Regions from separate parts of the Homo sapiens genome. Here all the other regions are linked to region 2. Evidence: read pairs that join two places in POLR2A ChIA-PET (ENCODE). Cell type or tissue: OCI-LY7. All regions are shown on one strand. Each heading gives the region's core, and the rest is flanking DNA. Links, peaks and the distances in the headings are about the cores only. Region 1 overlaps RIPOR2 (RHO family interacting cell polarization regulator 2). Region 2 overlaps CARMIL1 (capping protein regulator and myosin 1 linker 1). Region 3 overlaps CARMIL1 (capping protein regulator and myosin 1 linker 1).

Region 1 (6,009 bases), core at 497-5,496, 440 kb after region 2:
ACTATCCCATGAGTCTTTGTTCAGAGATCAGATTTCATGAATGAAGTCATCAGCCTGTAGAGGGTCTGTTGGACAATTCCCAGAGCTGAGCATCTGGTTCAGCCCTGGGATCAGAAGGACAGCTTGGATGACTGTCAGTAGGATCCCTTTGTGTGTACACTCCCGTGTTGCCTCTTGTCTAAACCAAGTTTCTCTCTTTATTTGACTTAAAGCAGGGCTTCTTTACCTAAGTTCCTCCTTTAGAATAATTTTTTTATTATTTTTTGAGAGATAGAGTCTTGCTCTGTCACACAGGCTGGAGTGCAGTGGCGCGATCTTGGCTCACTGCAATCTCTGCCTCCCGGGTTCAAGTGATTCTCCTGCCTCAGCTTCCCAAGTACCTCTCCTGCCTCAGCTTCCCAAGTAGCTGGGACTACAGGTGTGTGCCACCACACCCGGCTAATTTTTGTATTTTTAGTAGAGACGGAGTTTTACTATACGTTGGCCAGGCTGGTCTCGAACTCCTGATCTCAGGTGATCCACTCGCCTCTGCCTCCCAAAGTGCTGGGATTACAGGCATGAGCCACTGAGCCCGGCCTAGAATAATGTTTTTTAAATGCATAAAATAAAATACATAGGAATTGAAAAGAAGAAAATATATTGAAATACAGTTATTTCAAAATCATCAGTATAGTTTTCAAAATATTTCAAAAGTCAAATATGTGACATAGTTCTATGCTGCTGCTTTATTAACACATCAAATTATAAGATCTAGTAGTGGCTCTAATAACTACTGAAACATCAAAGTAATGAAAAGTATAAATGATTTTTTAAAAAGTTATCTGCAATAAATAATGTGACATGAACATATATGTGATTTCTATCAGTGTCAAAGTCACAGGTATGGCTAATACTGCTGTGGCTTGTTTTCTACCTTCATCATACCTAAACATGTTTAATTTCAGTTAAATGATAGTGAAAATAAAGATCTGACTCTTCCCACCCTCCCCCATCCTACTTTGTAGAGCTGCAGATTGAAAATTCCTGGCCTAGAAGCAGTCCTAGTTCACGAGACCCCATTTCTACAGATCTCTGAAATGAGGAGAGCCGTTTCCAATTATAAAGGATGTTTATAGGACAAATGCAGATAACTGACCAGCAGAATGCAGGGGCTGCCTTTGTTGGCATATTTGCAGGTCATTTCAGACACAGCCACCCTTGATCAAGTGCCAGGGCATGGCATCATGACCTTGCTCACAAATTCAAAGACATAGAGTGCAATTTAAACTGCCTTAGAGAAGAAAGAAGTCCAGGACTTCTGTAGCCTCATACCTCATTTGGTATCAGGTGGTTTTATATCCTCATGGCCGGGTGCAGCGGCTTATACCTGTAATCCCAGCACTTTGGGAGGCCAAGTTGGGAGGTTCACTTGAGGTCAGGAGTTCAAGACTAGCCCAGCCAACATAGCAAAACCCCGTCTCTACTAAAAATACAAAAATTAGCCGGGCGTGGTGGCGGGCACCTGTAATCCCAGCTACTCGTGAGGCTGAGGCAGGAGAATCGCTTGAACCTGGGAGGCAGAGGTTGCAGTGAGCTGAGACGGCGCCACTACACTCCAGCCTGGGTGACAGATAGAGACTCTATCTCAAAAAAACAAAAAAGCAAGAAAGAAATACATCCTCACATAACCACAAAAGCCAGCATGTTATTATGATGATGGTTTAAAATGAGGATTTAACAATGAGGTCAAGGTAGGCTCAGGTGCTTTTTCGTGTGCAGCAATGTTCATCAGTGGCTGTGGGTGGTGGGGGGGTGCCAGTGGTCGGGGGAGGAAAATTTTGACCATGGATGTCCTCAAGTCTTAACCTAGCTGCTCTCACGTTTTTCAGAGATACTGGTAGCAATCCTGACATGCATGATAGCATAGTTGATATGTCTGGAAACTGTTTCTTCACAGAAGTGCCCAATACTCTGAGGAAATAAATTGGTTTATAATACTGAGGCTTTGTTTTCAAGGCTTTCAAGCTACGCAGAGCTCAGACTTCAGGAAGTTTTCCCCAGCCTTGCTAGCTAGTTCAGGTAGTGAGAATTTACAAGGGAAAAAGCAATGCCATTCTCTTTGCATCCCATGAGAGTGATCATTTGGAGCAGAACAACGAAACATAGAAGAATCAGAACCTCTAGGCTGAGGTCCTCAGCATACAGAATTCAAATGGAAGCAATACCAGCCTGCACTAATCAAGCTGGCCATGCTTTTGTCAGTGAGGCCACCCTCGAACCCCTAGCCTTGTGGGAGGCTGGCAACTGAGGGAGAAGCCTGCAGACATCACCCTGCATCAAGCTTCAATGGAGACTGCTGCTTAGCATAGCAGAGGCAGCATCCAGATTGTAAGCTGGTCAAGCAGCAGAAGGGCCTCCCTGGGGATGGCCCATGGCCGCAGCACTTTCCCTTTTCATTTCTAACTGCAATTGTTCTATTTAGGTCCTCAGGTATTGAGGAAGTAGGGTGAGGCTAGTTATGTATCTAACCACATGCACAGATGGTGTTACTCCTTCTCTCTATCCTTTTCCTTCAACATCAAAGAGAAGACCCTTGTCAGACCCAAAAATAATTTTTGGGGCGCTGTAGGTTTGCAGTAGGAAGTCTGCCTTACTCACTTGAGCAGAATTCAGCCCTTGTGCTCTTTTGGCCCCAAATTTTTAAGAAAAATTTCAAACCTATAGAAAAATTGAAAGACTTGTACATTGAACACCATATGCCTTTATCTAGATTTACCAATTGGTAATATTTGGCCATATTTGCTTTCCCTCTCTCTCATATGATCAAATCCCCCTCAAGTCATTTGACAGTAAGTGATAGACATCATGACATTTCACCCTATATGTATTTTAACCTGGATCTCTTTTTAAAATTTATTTGTAATTGGCAAATAAAAACTACATATTTATGGTATACAACTTGATGTTTTGAAGTGTGTATGCACAGAAATATGTAATACAATGGCTAAATCAAGCCAGGGATCTCTTAATAGTAACCTATGGAATATCTACATTTCCTACATAACCACATACCATTACTACAACCAAGAAAATTGACAATCATCCCATAGAATTATATAACATATTGTCCATTTTCAAGTTTTCCCTATTTGGATCAATAATGTCTTTTATAAATGTTTTGATTTATTTACTTTCAAATCAGGATATTATCAAGGTTAAGTTGTTACATTTGGTGATTATGTTTGTCTAGTCTCTTTATGTAGAAATTTTTTCCCCTATGATACTGCCTTTTTGTAGAATTCATGCTAATTCCTATAGACTACCCCACATTCTGAATGTGTCTATTTTTGATATAATCTGACTTGCTCATCTATGCCCTAAATTTCCTGTACACTAAAAGGTGGGCTTAGACTCAGATCAAACATTTTGTCAAGAATGTTTCTTAGGCTGTGCTGTGTGGAGCAAACAGGTAAATGCTTCTCGTTGTTCACGCAGTGGTTGTGCTGCTGTTCGAACGTCGTGTGCTTTGAGCTGTTGGGTGAAAGGCTAGCTCTCATGATCGTCTCCTGTCCTCTTTGCAGAATATGTGCACCATTGAAGTGGAGCTAGAGAATCTGCTGGGAGAATTCTCCATCAAGATGAAAGGTATTATTTTCCTTGTTTAGAGAGAATAAGGAGCCATCTCTGCAGAGTGCAGAGCTCCTTGAAGTTTGAGAGCCCATGCTATTTTTATTTTCCTTGCAAAGACGCAGCGCCACCCACTCTCAACCCACCCCACTTTTGATAGTTTACTGATGCTTCTCATCCTGAGGCTTACCTACACACACAAAAATATTATGACAGAATCTCAAACATACACAGAAGTGGAGAGAACATTATAATGAGCCCCCATAAACCCATCACCTAGATGTAATAATTAGCAAGATTTTGCCACATTTGCTCCATCTCTTTGCTTTTGTTTTTCCTTTGATAAAAGAGAAGTCCTTTGATGAAATAAAACCCAGATATGTCAGTCTGCTGCTATACACTTCAGTATGCATCTCTTAAAGCATGGGGCTGTCATCTTACATAACCACGATGCCAAGTACTGTCACGTTTTCACAGCTAACAAAAATAATAAACCCTGGTTATTAACCCATTCCATTATCAGATTTCCCCCGTTGTCTCAAAAATGCCTTGTACATTTGATTAGTTCAAATTAGGATCCCAACAAGGTCCATGCATTACAATTGGTTGTTAGGTATATCTTTTAGATTTCCTTTAATCTAAAACAAACCTCTCCCTACCTTTTTTTCTACCCTTGACTTGCTGTAGAAACCATTGTACAGAATGTCCCACATTCTAGCTTGTCTGTTGGCTTCTTTGGGGTGATCTTTAAATTCTTCCTTTAGCTCCTCATGTTTCTAGCAAACTAACTATGAAATTTTGTAAATCTTGGTGTTAAACCCACAGAGAATTTTTCCCCTCCCAGTGCCTTTCTGGTATTTATTCCAGAAAGTTCCAAACTAGACACATTATTGAGTTAAACCACAGCATCTTCAGAACAAAAACGAAGTCTGGTTTTAGAAAATAGAGCATTGCTCAGGTGTTGTCAGATTTACGGCTCAGTGGCCAGGCATGGCTGTCAAATGAGCGGCCATCACAGCAAGTCAATTTCTCTTCCAAGTTTTGGCCCATCTGACTGCAGTGAAGAGGGCTGGTGCTTATGCAATTCTGAGGTTTCTTAGCAGCTTGATCCCTGGGTTGCTAATGGGGATTTAATCACCTTCTTTCTACTTTCTGCAATTAAGGGAGTAAAGAAAGGAGACTTTTTTTTGAAAGGGCTCGACAGGAGGGCTTCATTTTCCAATGAATCATCTAACTCAGGAGGGAAATTATTCTGTCAAGCACTAGGCACTGACATGTAAGAGCCTGTCTGAGAATACCTGGAATATAAATGACCTTGACCCTCAGCTTCCCAAATGGCTGCATGCTTCTCTTCCGGCAGATCCGGTAGGGAATCAGTTTAGTATTCAGTGTTAAGTTTCAACACTTGCTTTGCTACTGAGTCTGGCATCTGTGCTTTTTTCCATTTTTTAGGTCCATTCTCTACATTTTTGGGTCCTCACTTGAGTCAGTGGTTCCAAAATCACGCAGGTCCATAGTCCCACGTGGGCCCTGGAATTTTTATTTTAACTTTGAGGATGATTCTATCAGCAGCCTGATCAATTCTGGAAAATAACTGCCCTGAATCAGTGTTTAGCAGAAAACCTTCCCTCTACTTCCCCCAACTCTCAGACGCCACCCACACAGACTAGCACAGTCGCAGAGTCTCGCAGCCTAACAGTAATTCAAATCATGCACATCACCTATCACTGCTAATATAAAAAAGTACTATATTTCTCCTATTTCTGATGCTCAGTATTATCAAGTGCATCTATTTTTGGTGGGATGGTAATTTCCTGATTTTACAGATGGGAAATAGGGGCCTAGAGAGGCTAAATGACTTGTCCCAGGAGTCACACTTAAATTGGAGTCAGACAAGAAACTGAATTCCAGGGTTCTTTGTTCCTAATGCATTCCCACCTCTAACTCCATGTTATGAGGGAAGTTCAGAGCTGAGCAGACAATATAAACCATTGCTCAAAGAATGGTCTCCCTCACGGGCAGATCCTCTCCAACCTAGCACAGAGACACCCTAGGAGTGGGATGGGGAGGAAAGGGACCACCCTCGGACCAGATCTGGAGCTTCAGGCTTGGTGTTCAGGGAGGAGATGATGCTGGAGTCCCTGCCACCTACTGGGGGACCTGGCCACCCCGCTACATCGCAGCCCTGATGGACTGATGAACTTGCTGTTGCTCCTGCTCCTCCATCTCCTCCTCTCTCTGTTGTTCTTGCTCTCCTGCCTGATGTTCCTGAGAGTCCACCTGAACGCTTGGTTTCTTCCATGGGGTTTCTCAGGCCTGAGACTAAATCTCCTTCCTCATTGATAGACTCCTGTCTCCTCCACTTTCCTCATCTAACAGGCAAACTCAGAAACTACATCTGTG
Region 2 (5,000 bases), core at 1-5,000:
GCAAGCAATCTATACTTGAACTTACCCAGCTGCAAGGAATTCAATTCCCCATCCTCTATCCCCACCCTCACAATAAGCACATTCTATGAGTGGACAGCTCTGTTAGGAAGATTATTCTGCGTTTCAAGCCAATCCTCAGCACCTGTAATTTTTATCAATTGTCCCAGTTCAGAACCATAGGTAATAAATCTACGTCTTCTTTTCTGTGATGTCCCCTCCCATGTGTGAGCACAGCTCAGCACCTGTGGGGGCAGCAGGCTCATAATATAAACTGCACACAATCAACAAGTGTAAATGATTTAAGGAAACTTTCCCAACCCCATTTCACAAGACTTTTAAAGCAGAGTGATCTGAAATTACCTTAAACATTTATAATGAGGAGACTAATCTTATCTGATTTGTTCTTCTCAAGTCAAACCCAATGATGAAGTTCCCTGGACAAAGGACTTCTCTGACTTTATTCCAGTCCATTCCCAAGTCACCAGCTTCTTCCTTTAAAACTTACGTGTCCTTTACAAACAGATAGTGCTGAATGATTGTTAAATGGAATGTTTTAGTAATCTTCCTAAAAGTAGGTTGGGTGATTATGTGTTGTTCACCCGTTATTTAACATATATTTCTCCAGTTGGCTAATTTGTACAGCGTTAAAGCAGATATGGCAAATTCTAAAACAGAGTCCCTTTGTGTAAAAGATAACACACTAAAATAACTTGTCAGCTTTTCTCCAAGTTCCCTGGAACACCAGTGTCCTGTGAGATGATAATTGGCGCTTCAAGAAATGTACATGTTAAGTATATGAATACCAAAGGTTCTAAGAACAGAGAAATGGAGAAACTTGTTTAAGTTTGGAAAATGAAGGGTCAAAGTCCTTGAGCACAGAGCACTTCTCACCCAGCACACCTATTCATATCTTGGGAACAGAGTCTGTTACTTCCCCAATTGAGGAAATAGGCTTAGAGCCACACAAGGCTTCTGATCTGTATGCTAAAAAGGGTTGCTCATGGAACCAATAGGAAATGAGATGCTTTTCTTAGTTTTTTACCCAACTGTAGAGGAAATGTTAGGTGACAGTTTTACTTTTAAAAAATAATAAAATAAAATCACGCATTATAATTTTATCACATGGAAGAAATGGAGTGTCATCACTGAAAGCCTAAGAAAACGAATCTTTTCATTCAATCAGCATAAACAACTCTCACAATGGAAAAAAAAAAAAAGGAGATGCCTATAACCAGCCAAAAGTTGAAAGTACATGCAATTTCTCTCTCATCTAAATGATGAGACCAAGCCTTCGCAAACAGAAAATAAATCACTCTCTCTAAAATGACGTGCAGAAAAGGAAACAAGAGAGGCAGCTCATTTGCACTGTAATTCACATTCCTGAGACAGTGGTACAAACACTACTCAGTACCACACAGGGAGACACGACACTCTTTCTCCTCAAGCATCTGTAATCTCCTGGGTTAGTCATTGAGTGTAGTGGGAAGCAGAACTCAGATGAACTAGTCAGAGAGCACTTAATGGCTCTCCAGACTGCACTAATCATCCTGACCAAAGTAGAGTTCAGTTCAAGTGCTGAGATGGGCGGCTGTTTGCAGTTGGCCATTCTCCCTCCCTCCCAGCATCGCTGTTATTGATCCCTGCATCGTGAACAAAGCTAAATTAAAGATGGGCTATGTCAGATAAGGCTGCTGAGTAAAGAGACTGGCTGGGCCCCTGAGGAAAGCAGCTCGGGCTTAAAATTTGTACTCAAGGCTGAGTGACTTACTGGGCAAATATTCTGTGTATATCACAAAGAGATTGCTTTTAGGGGTAGAGGTACTTAACATAAAAGTACAATAGGTAAACAGTCCTGGACTCTCGAGTAGTTTACAATCTCCTCAAGGATACTAGGTTGGAGAATAAGAGAATCCTGATTATGCTCTTGGTCAGGCCCCAAATCTTTTAAGCTGGCCTTGAAACCAAGCACTGGACCACATTCCCAGAATATATTACCCTAATGGAACTCAGCCAACCATCTGAGCAACAATGTAAAGTATTCTGTATCTTCACTCATTCCCCTCTGGATTGATTTGTGTCAGAGAATCCAGTGGATTTGCTGCATGGAGGTACTTGTATACTTTCCTTGGTTCTAATAGGAAAGACAGGAGGAAGAGGTGACTAGCAGGATAAGGGAGGCACTGACCAACTGGATAGGGTCAGTGCCGATCATTCAAAACAGAAAAACTTCTTTAGACTTACTGAATTTTCAGAAAATGATTTACAATGCTGATTTCAACACTCTATTCCATGTATTTTTAATGATTTTTTTAAGGCTTTTCAAACTCTTAGCATCTCCCTCAAAAGAAATAGTACCCAGAGGCTCTAACAGGAAATGTTAAGGAAAATGTTATTGGAGGCAAAGCAACACATCTCTGGAATAAATATGGTGAGCTGGCTTATTTGGTCTGATCTAAGGAAATGAATGAAGTAAGGCCTGAAGTTTTCTGAAGTACGCCCTATGCAGCTTTATTTTGGGAAAGTCAACCCATCAACAAGCTGAAAGTAACAGCTTCTATCTCCCATTCTCTCCTGTAATACAGACTTCAACTGCCCGTGAGAATCTCACATACAGAAAGTTTTTAAATAAAGAGGCAGAGGCTACCCAGGTGTTTCTGAGGCACAGCCAGGCTGAGAGTCACTGCTTCAACGAAGCAGCATGCCATGAAACCCACCTGCAACCCATCTGAAACCACTTGGTCTTCTAATATAGTTATATATTCAATGGGTTCATCCAGGCAACAAGGAATAGACATATTATGAAATTGCCTCAGTTAATGATGATTTAACATGAGGCTCCCTAGAGAAGCAAGCAAAATAGGGAAGTACAAAACAGGAACCCCTATGAGCAGCTGCCCAGTTGGGCCTTCTAGAAAACTAAAACATACTGTGCACATATTAGTTTAAGTACATTGACTCAACTTCGATTCTAAAAGTCACCCTTTCCAAAGCAGCCATCCTGTGCTCTGTCACCCAATTCCACCTCCTATTGTTCTTGTTACCACTGGCTCATTAAGAGCCTCTTCATCTCCTCATGGTTTCTGCTTAACTAAGGGCTTTTATTCCTCATGCCTTTTGCTGTCTTCCCATTTCTTTGTCTCTGTCTCAAACTCCCAAGAGGATCAATCTCTTCCCAATACATGCTGCTGGTTAGCCTATCGATGCGTACCTTGGGAGTCAGGCATAAGCATACCTAGTTCAAGCAGCTATGGCCACCAAACTGTGAAGTTGCATGCACCAAGCTTGGGGATACTAACAAAAGGAAATCCTGTAAAGAAAGCTGTGGACATGGCAGGCTCTTGCAGGGAAGCCAATATGACCAGCACACACTTAGCATGATCTGTCTGGTAAAAGTCATTTTCCTAAGCAGATTTCAAAGTTCTGTATATAGCAGGTTATACTTATTTCTCAATAAGGTTTATTCTATGGGTCTCTAACTGGAGCTAACTTAATTATCTAAGTAACTTAGTAATATACTTAGTTACCTAGTTACCTAAGTAACTAACCAAGTGTTTCTCAAACTTCAGTGTGCATCAAAATGACCTGAAGGGCTTGTTAAAACAGATCGCAGGGCTCCACTGCCAGAGTTTCTGATTTAGTAGGTCTAGATAGGTCTCCTATGCTTTGATTTTGCTTTTTTGTTTTGTTTGGTTTTGAGGAAAAGTTTCACTCTGTCACCCAGGCTGGAGTGCAGTAGCACGATCTCAGCCCACTGCAACCTCTACCTCCCGAGTTCAAGTGACTCTCATGCCTTAGCCTCCCAAATAGCTGGGATTACAAGTGTGTGCCTCCATATTTTAGCAGAGACAGGAGTTTGCCATGTTGGCCAGGCTGGTCTCGAACTCCTGGCCTCAAGTGATCCTCCCTCCTTGGCCTTCCAAACTGCTGGGATTACAGGCATGAGCCACCACGCTTGGCCTGCTTTTGCATTTTTGATAAGTTATCAGGTGATGTTAATGTTGCTGTTTCTCAGGACCAAATATTGAGAACCACTGGTCTGATCTTTTAGGTATCTTAAAACAAGACAAATTGCTATGTGGTGGGATTTGTTATTTTTGTTACATACAGATTTGGTTATCTAAATATTTCAAAAATAAGCATTTTAAATGCATATAGACTTTTAGATAAATCAACAATGGCTATATCATAAAACTGTAAATTTCGAGACTTAGACATAACTCTAGAAGCTAAATATGATAAAATACACACCTGCTCTCTGACATTTGAAACCCACTGATCTAAACCAATGATTCTCAGTGGGGGGGCCAATTCTACAATCCAAAGGACATGTGACAATGTTTGGAAACTTTTTTTTTTTTTTTTTTGAGGTGGAGTCTCACTCTGTCGCCCCAGGCTGGAGTGCAGTGGCACAATCTCAGCTCACTGCAACCTCTACCTCCCAGTTTCAAGCAATTCTCATGCCTCAGCCTCCCAAGTAGCTAGGATTACAGGCACCCGCCACCACACCCAGCTAATTTTTCTATTTTTAGTAGAGATGGGTTTTCGCCATGTTGGCCAGGCTGGTCTCAAAAACTCCTGACCTCAGGTGATCCGCTCGCCTCGGCCTCCCAAAGTGCTGGAATTACAGGCATGAGCCACCGTGCCCAGCCTCTGGAGACATTTTTAATTATCCCAACTGTGGGAAGAGTGGGTGATGGTGCCAGGATCTAGTGGGGAGGGGCCACAGATGCTGGTAAACATCCTATCATGCACAGGACAGCCCCCACAACAATTGTTTTGACCAAAATGTCAATAGTGCTGGGACTGAAATACCTCAAGGTTGGTTAGAAGGTGAGAGTCCAGCACAGCCTGGAGATTAAGAACCCAGCATGGGCCGGGTGCTGTGACTTAGGCCTGTAATCCCAGCACTTTGGGAGGCCGAGGCGGGCAGATCACCTGAGGTCAGGACTTTGAGACCAGCCTGGCCAACATGGTAAAACCCCGTCTCTACTAAAAATACA
Region 3 (5,000 bases), core at 1-5,000, 280 kb before region 2:
AATTTAAAAAAACACTTAGGTAGCCACAGAAAACTTGCCTTTCAAACTTCTGAAACATTCTGGATCGACTGTTTAACTCAGTAGTTGTTTCTCTGCTTTAGAAGATGATTGAAAACCTAACTGAAGAGACCAAACTATTTCTAAATGTTTACAATTTCTCAAATGATACAGCTAACCTCTTTGTTTCATCCCTAACCAGTTGAATTCCACTTATATAGCTGAAAAGAGCAATGAATGAATTTAATTCCAAGCTGTGTAAGAGGATGTTAAAATGGATACATAAATAAAAATCAAAGACTGTTAAAATCAGTCACGAAAAACTGAAAACACTATTAAGTGATCATTGTCACAGTAACATCAATGTAAGCAACCCTGACCTCTTTCTGTGTCACATCAATGACTTAAGTAGTTGCACTCTCGTTTCACATTTTGCCCCCAAGATTTTGATCTTTACTTCATGGGCAAAGACCAGGAAAAGGTGCTAGGATTCAAAAATCTGTATCTGCTGGCACTTCTCAGTGAAATGTCTTTGATCCTGTTAATCTTCTAAAAAATGAAACCGAAACTCAAACCAAGGGCCAAAACTGAAGAGCACTTTCCTAGCATTGGTGTCAACTGTTTATGGTGCAAAGCCAACCCTCAGAAAGGCACTATCTTCTCCCTCAATAGGATCACACAAATGTCAAAGACGGAGGGAAGCTTTGTCATCACCTACACAAATAAACTCCAAGGATGAAACTGAGTTACAGAGATGACAAAGGCTAACATTCATGGTGTCAGAAGGAGCAGAGCCATGGACAGAACCCAGTGAGGAGGGTCAGGCCAGCATCCTTCCTGCCACATCATTCATGACCCATATAGAGATGGATGGATGTTAGGGATGTTTTCACTGGTTTGATATCAGGAAACTGGTACGTGTATAAACTAAGAGGTAACATAACTGAAAGAACTTAGTTTGCATACTTTCATTTAATAGGTTTTCATCTAATGCTTCCTCAAAAAAACAATCTACATGATTGAAAAACATTCTTTAGCTCCAAGGAGAAACTGGCTGATACTGATCTTTAAAGCAAACAAATCTATAGTTTTGACAATTATGCCAGTTTTAATAATATCATTTTGCTATTATTTATTGTTGAGAGAAAAGGGAGATAAAAAAATGATTAGCAATTGTATTGAAATCCAGACTGGTTTTCCTAAAATACAAAATGAAACTTGCCGATTTGGCTTTTTTCAAGGTTTTGTTAAAGGCAGACAAACTGAGGAAAAGCTATTTATAAAGTAACAGGTTTTGCAGGTTCAATAAAAACTCAGCTAACTCAATGCAAATGGAAAGGAATCCAGTTTAAGGCAGTTCTCCCCAAAGTTAGCCATGCAGTTGGCTGAAGAAGTTAGTGGCCTGCCTGGTCTATTCACAAGTGAAATCTCTGAAAGTAATTCTCAGGAGATACAAGCTATCAAAATATATGCTGTGTTTGGTCGCAACAAGTTCTTCAGTATTCTATCCATCTTGTGCACAATCATGGTAGGTAAAATAATCAAGAAGTAGCTTCAGATATAATTTTTAGCCAATTTCATTTAGATTGTCACAAATAAAGAGGAAAGATGTTTAAAAATGCATGGACTGAAGATGTCTTTTTTTTTTTTTCCTGACTCTTGATTATATTTTACAGGAAGTGTATTCATAGGCAAAAATAGTCTGGTTTAAGTTTCCATATCATGAAAGTCTTTATGATACCAAATAAATGTAAAATATATAAAAATTATATTTCAAATATATTATAATTTTAAACATATAAAAATATGTACTATATATAAAATAAATGACAATATATAATATGTACAGAAAGAATCACATTTGCAAACTCATGTCCATCTGTGAATAGGTCATTCAGCTTAGTTTAATTTCATAGACATAATTAAGAAACACACGAAATCATCAGGATAATTTGATGGTTGATATCACTCAAAGGGGAGCTAGTTTTCTCCTCTTGGTCTTGTTTTCCAATGCTTCAAAGCCCAGTATAGAAAGCTTGAATATCAGAAAAACTCACTCTAATGTATTTTACTTGCTTTCCTTTATTTTGTGTGCTTTTTACAAGGGTAAGTAACTTCTAATTACATTTCCCATAAATCTATACCTATCATATCTTGTAGTTCTGAAGTTTTGGCACAGAGCCAATGGTCTTTTGCTAAAATAGAATTTGTAATCAGGCTAGTTTCTACAATTGGTATTAAGAAGGCAACCCAGCTTCTGTATCTTTCCTTCATGGGATTTAAGTGCAACAACAGAGAAAAAAAAACTCAATCTCATTTCTCCCATATTTTTATTACTTTTCTTTGGAAGTAATTCTTCCTTAGTTTTACAGAAAATGTGGACTTCCTTAATCTTATTGGCTTATTCCTACAATGCCATTACATATAAACCTAAAGCAAGAGGAAATATAACAATGTACTATAATTATCCACCTAAGTGTATATTTAGGAGCAAATATTTAATGTTTGTCTAGAAATTTGGTTTATTTGCGCTCCTTCCTCCTCCCCTCCCCAACTGTTGGGTTGATGAAATACATCCCAGAAAAAGAAAACAATCTGACTTTACCATCTTCTTTAACACTGTTAGCTCTCTTCTCTTTTTGTACCAAAATGAAAGGGTCAATTTTTTCAAACTGTTTCTTAGTCCTTATTGACCTTTCCCTGACATTTGTTAATGCCTAAGTACTTTCTGAGTCAGAGAAATCACAAAGTGTCCATCAGATGAAGGGGGGTCAGCGTTTGAAAAAGAAGAGGTACATACTGCAAATGGACCTCTCATCAATCAATGGTTAACACTGTCAACTTGAGGCCTAGACAAAATTAACTTATCTTAAAAAATGCATCTTGCAAGCAATAACGTATAATTTTCAAAACCCATATCCCAAAAAAGTATGAGGAAAAAGGTGTTAAACCCTTATTTTAAATGTAATTTTAGCAGGAAAATCTTAAACACAGACTTCTTTCTTGTCCTAACATCACAAATCATCAATAAGTCCCCATTGTGGCAGACACTGTGAACAAAAAGGCCACAACTCTATTTTCTGAGAATCCAAAAGCATCAATGCCTACATTACTCTGAAATTGTACTCATTTGATCAAATTTTTTAATGAATTTTAAACTATTCTGCACATAGCTCAATTGAGATATGTCTACTTTTACTACAAGTTAAAGACTAATCTTGGAACCTTCCAAACAACGTAACATTTTTTTCCTGTCAAACCCACTTTTAACATGTAATTCCTAGACATACTTTTTTTTTAAAAAAATGAGAGTCAAGTTGCTTAAGTCACCATAAAAATAGAAAGAGGTGCTTTGTTTTTGCCACATTTGCTCAAAGAATAATAAATAACACTCTCACTCCAAGTTCAAGAATCCATAATTACTTCCCCCCACCACCAAGGCTGTAGAAAGAAAAAAAAAATAACAATACCAGCTGAGAAGAAGATTAGGAAAGTTCTCCTAATATAAGAAGCAAATCATAATGTCGATTTTCTACAACCCTGGGCCCGAAACAAGTAATATGACAAGAATCAGGAAAAAAATCTTAAAAGTAATCATGTCTTTATTATTGTTATTATTACATGAGTGGAATAAGCACTTGTCTCCTCTTGAATGTTTGTATCCTCTTCATCAACACTCTGCTTGCTTTCAGGCACATGGCTGGAGATATTTTAAATTCATCGCCTGTTTTGCTAGCTGAACCATCTTGCAAAATCCAATCTTGTCTCTAAATTGTTGCCTATTTCATTCAGGATCTGCAGATGGATGACAACACTACAGTCTCCTGGGAGACCAGCCAGGCAGCACAGAAGCAAATGGAGCACAAGAATATAAAGTAGTACAGCCAGAAACCGCAGAGCCACCAAAAAATACTTACACTTGTACAGCAGAGAGTCTCCATGCAGCAAAAAGAAAGAAAAAAAATATGAATGGAAGAGAGATAAAGCAACAGCATTACTAGGAAAGGGGAGGGAGAGGGATACCATTCACAAACAAAGAAACAGAAAAGCTAAAACACATAAAAAGCCTTCATAGCAAAGGAATAAGGCAGGAATGAGGCCAACATATTAATGGCTTAAGACATCCAATCTAGCTTTTTATAAGCAGAAGCACAATTACAGCTTGAAAAATTTCAGAAACTCCTAACCTACAGATATTATGTCTCTTGCTAGGTGTGTACAAAGTGATATTTACCAACCCCACAAGGCATTAACCTCATTTGGGGGATGGTGGCTTTATCAGCTCCAAAGCATATAATGGACAGAGCAGCGGATGGTTGTTAAAGAACCCCATGCAAGTCCTGGCTCCTGGACCACAGGACCAGTCTCAACAACTAAGTGGGGACAGTGTATCTGCAGGCATGTACAGGCGTCTCTTCTGGGGCCATTTACATCACTCTGTGCTCCCACTGCATTTTAGGAGCAGCAGCTTTGAATTCTTTTGCCTCTTCAGTCATTAAAACTTTTCAGGAAAAGATCTGATGACAGGATTCAGCACAAGTTACCTACCCACAGTGTAATTCAATATTGATGATACCTTATACCTTAGTGGGAATTTAGGTCACCTTACATTTTACATTACATCTCTAAATAATTTTTTTCTTTATTTTCTTTCCTTCTCCATTCACCTTAGATTTAAAAAAAAATCTCTAAATAATTCTTAAAATTCCATTGGTCATCATTAAATTTTGTTAGGGCATCCTCTTCTTAGTCTGAATGAATGATAATTATTCTGAAATAATAATGATGAATTTAAAAATTCATTTATAAAAGAATTTTTAAAAACAAAAAAGAAGTCCAGTTGTAGAATGCAAGTCTTTGTGAAAGCGAAGTGTCAGGGGTTGAGGGATCCTTTCCAAACCTCCTGAGGAAGGCCACCTACTCCTTCCACCTGGGGCTGGGGCTTTCTTTTTTCCAAGTTCTTTATTTTTCATGTCAATTATTTTCAATATAAAATGGGATGG

What was found. Peaks named below come from ENCODE experiments on the same cell type or tissue, not always from the same donor. Only the 100,000 strongest peaks of a DNase experiment are listed, where the experiment ranks them.
Region 1: POLR2A ChIA-PET joins it to region 2 with 7 read pairs; 1 of 35 experiments calls an interaction of 5 or more read pairs at or near these places.
Region 3: POLR2A ChIA-PET joins it to region 2 with 7 read pairs; 3 of 35 experiments call an interaction of 5 or more read pairs at or near these places.

Annotation. Positions count from the first base shown.
Region 1 is chr6:24,858,588-24,864,596 of GRCh38, reverse strand. RIPOR2 (RHO family interacting cell polarization regulator 2) reads left to right here. Exons shown (of 22, transcript NM_001286445.3): 8 at 3,561-3,624. Among named protein-coding and RNA genes, the nearest start is that of ARMH2, 63 kb to the right of the region's middle. RefSeq lists an enhancer at 2,306-2,415. In OCI-LY7, for the core only: no CTCF peak of the experiment used is centred there; DNase peaks (open chromatin) are centred at 2,436 and 4,606; H3K4me3 peaks cover 2,249 bases; H3K27ac peaks cover 4,895 bases.
Region 2 is chr6:25,299,343-25,304,342 of GRCh38, reverse strand. The region is part of intron 2 of CARMIL1 (capping protein regulator and myosin 1 linker 1); the gene reads right to left. Among named protein-coding and RNA genes, the nearest start is that of CARMIL1, 22 kb to the right of the region's middle. In OCI-LY7, for the core only: no CTCF peak of the experiment used is centred there; DNase peaks (open chromatin) are centred at 969, 2,772 and 3,312; H3K4me3 peaks cover 2,810 bases; H3K27ac peaks cover 3,084 bases.
Region 3 is chr6:25,575,908-25,580,907 of GRCh38, reverse strand. The region is part of intron 29 of CARMIL1 (capping protein regulator and myosin 1 linker 1); the gene reads right to left. Among named protein-coding and RNA genes, the nearest start is that of SCGN, 74 kb to the left of the region's middle. In OCI-LY7, for the core only: no CTCF peak of the experiment used is centred there; no DNase peak of the experiment used is centred there.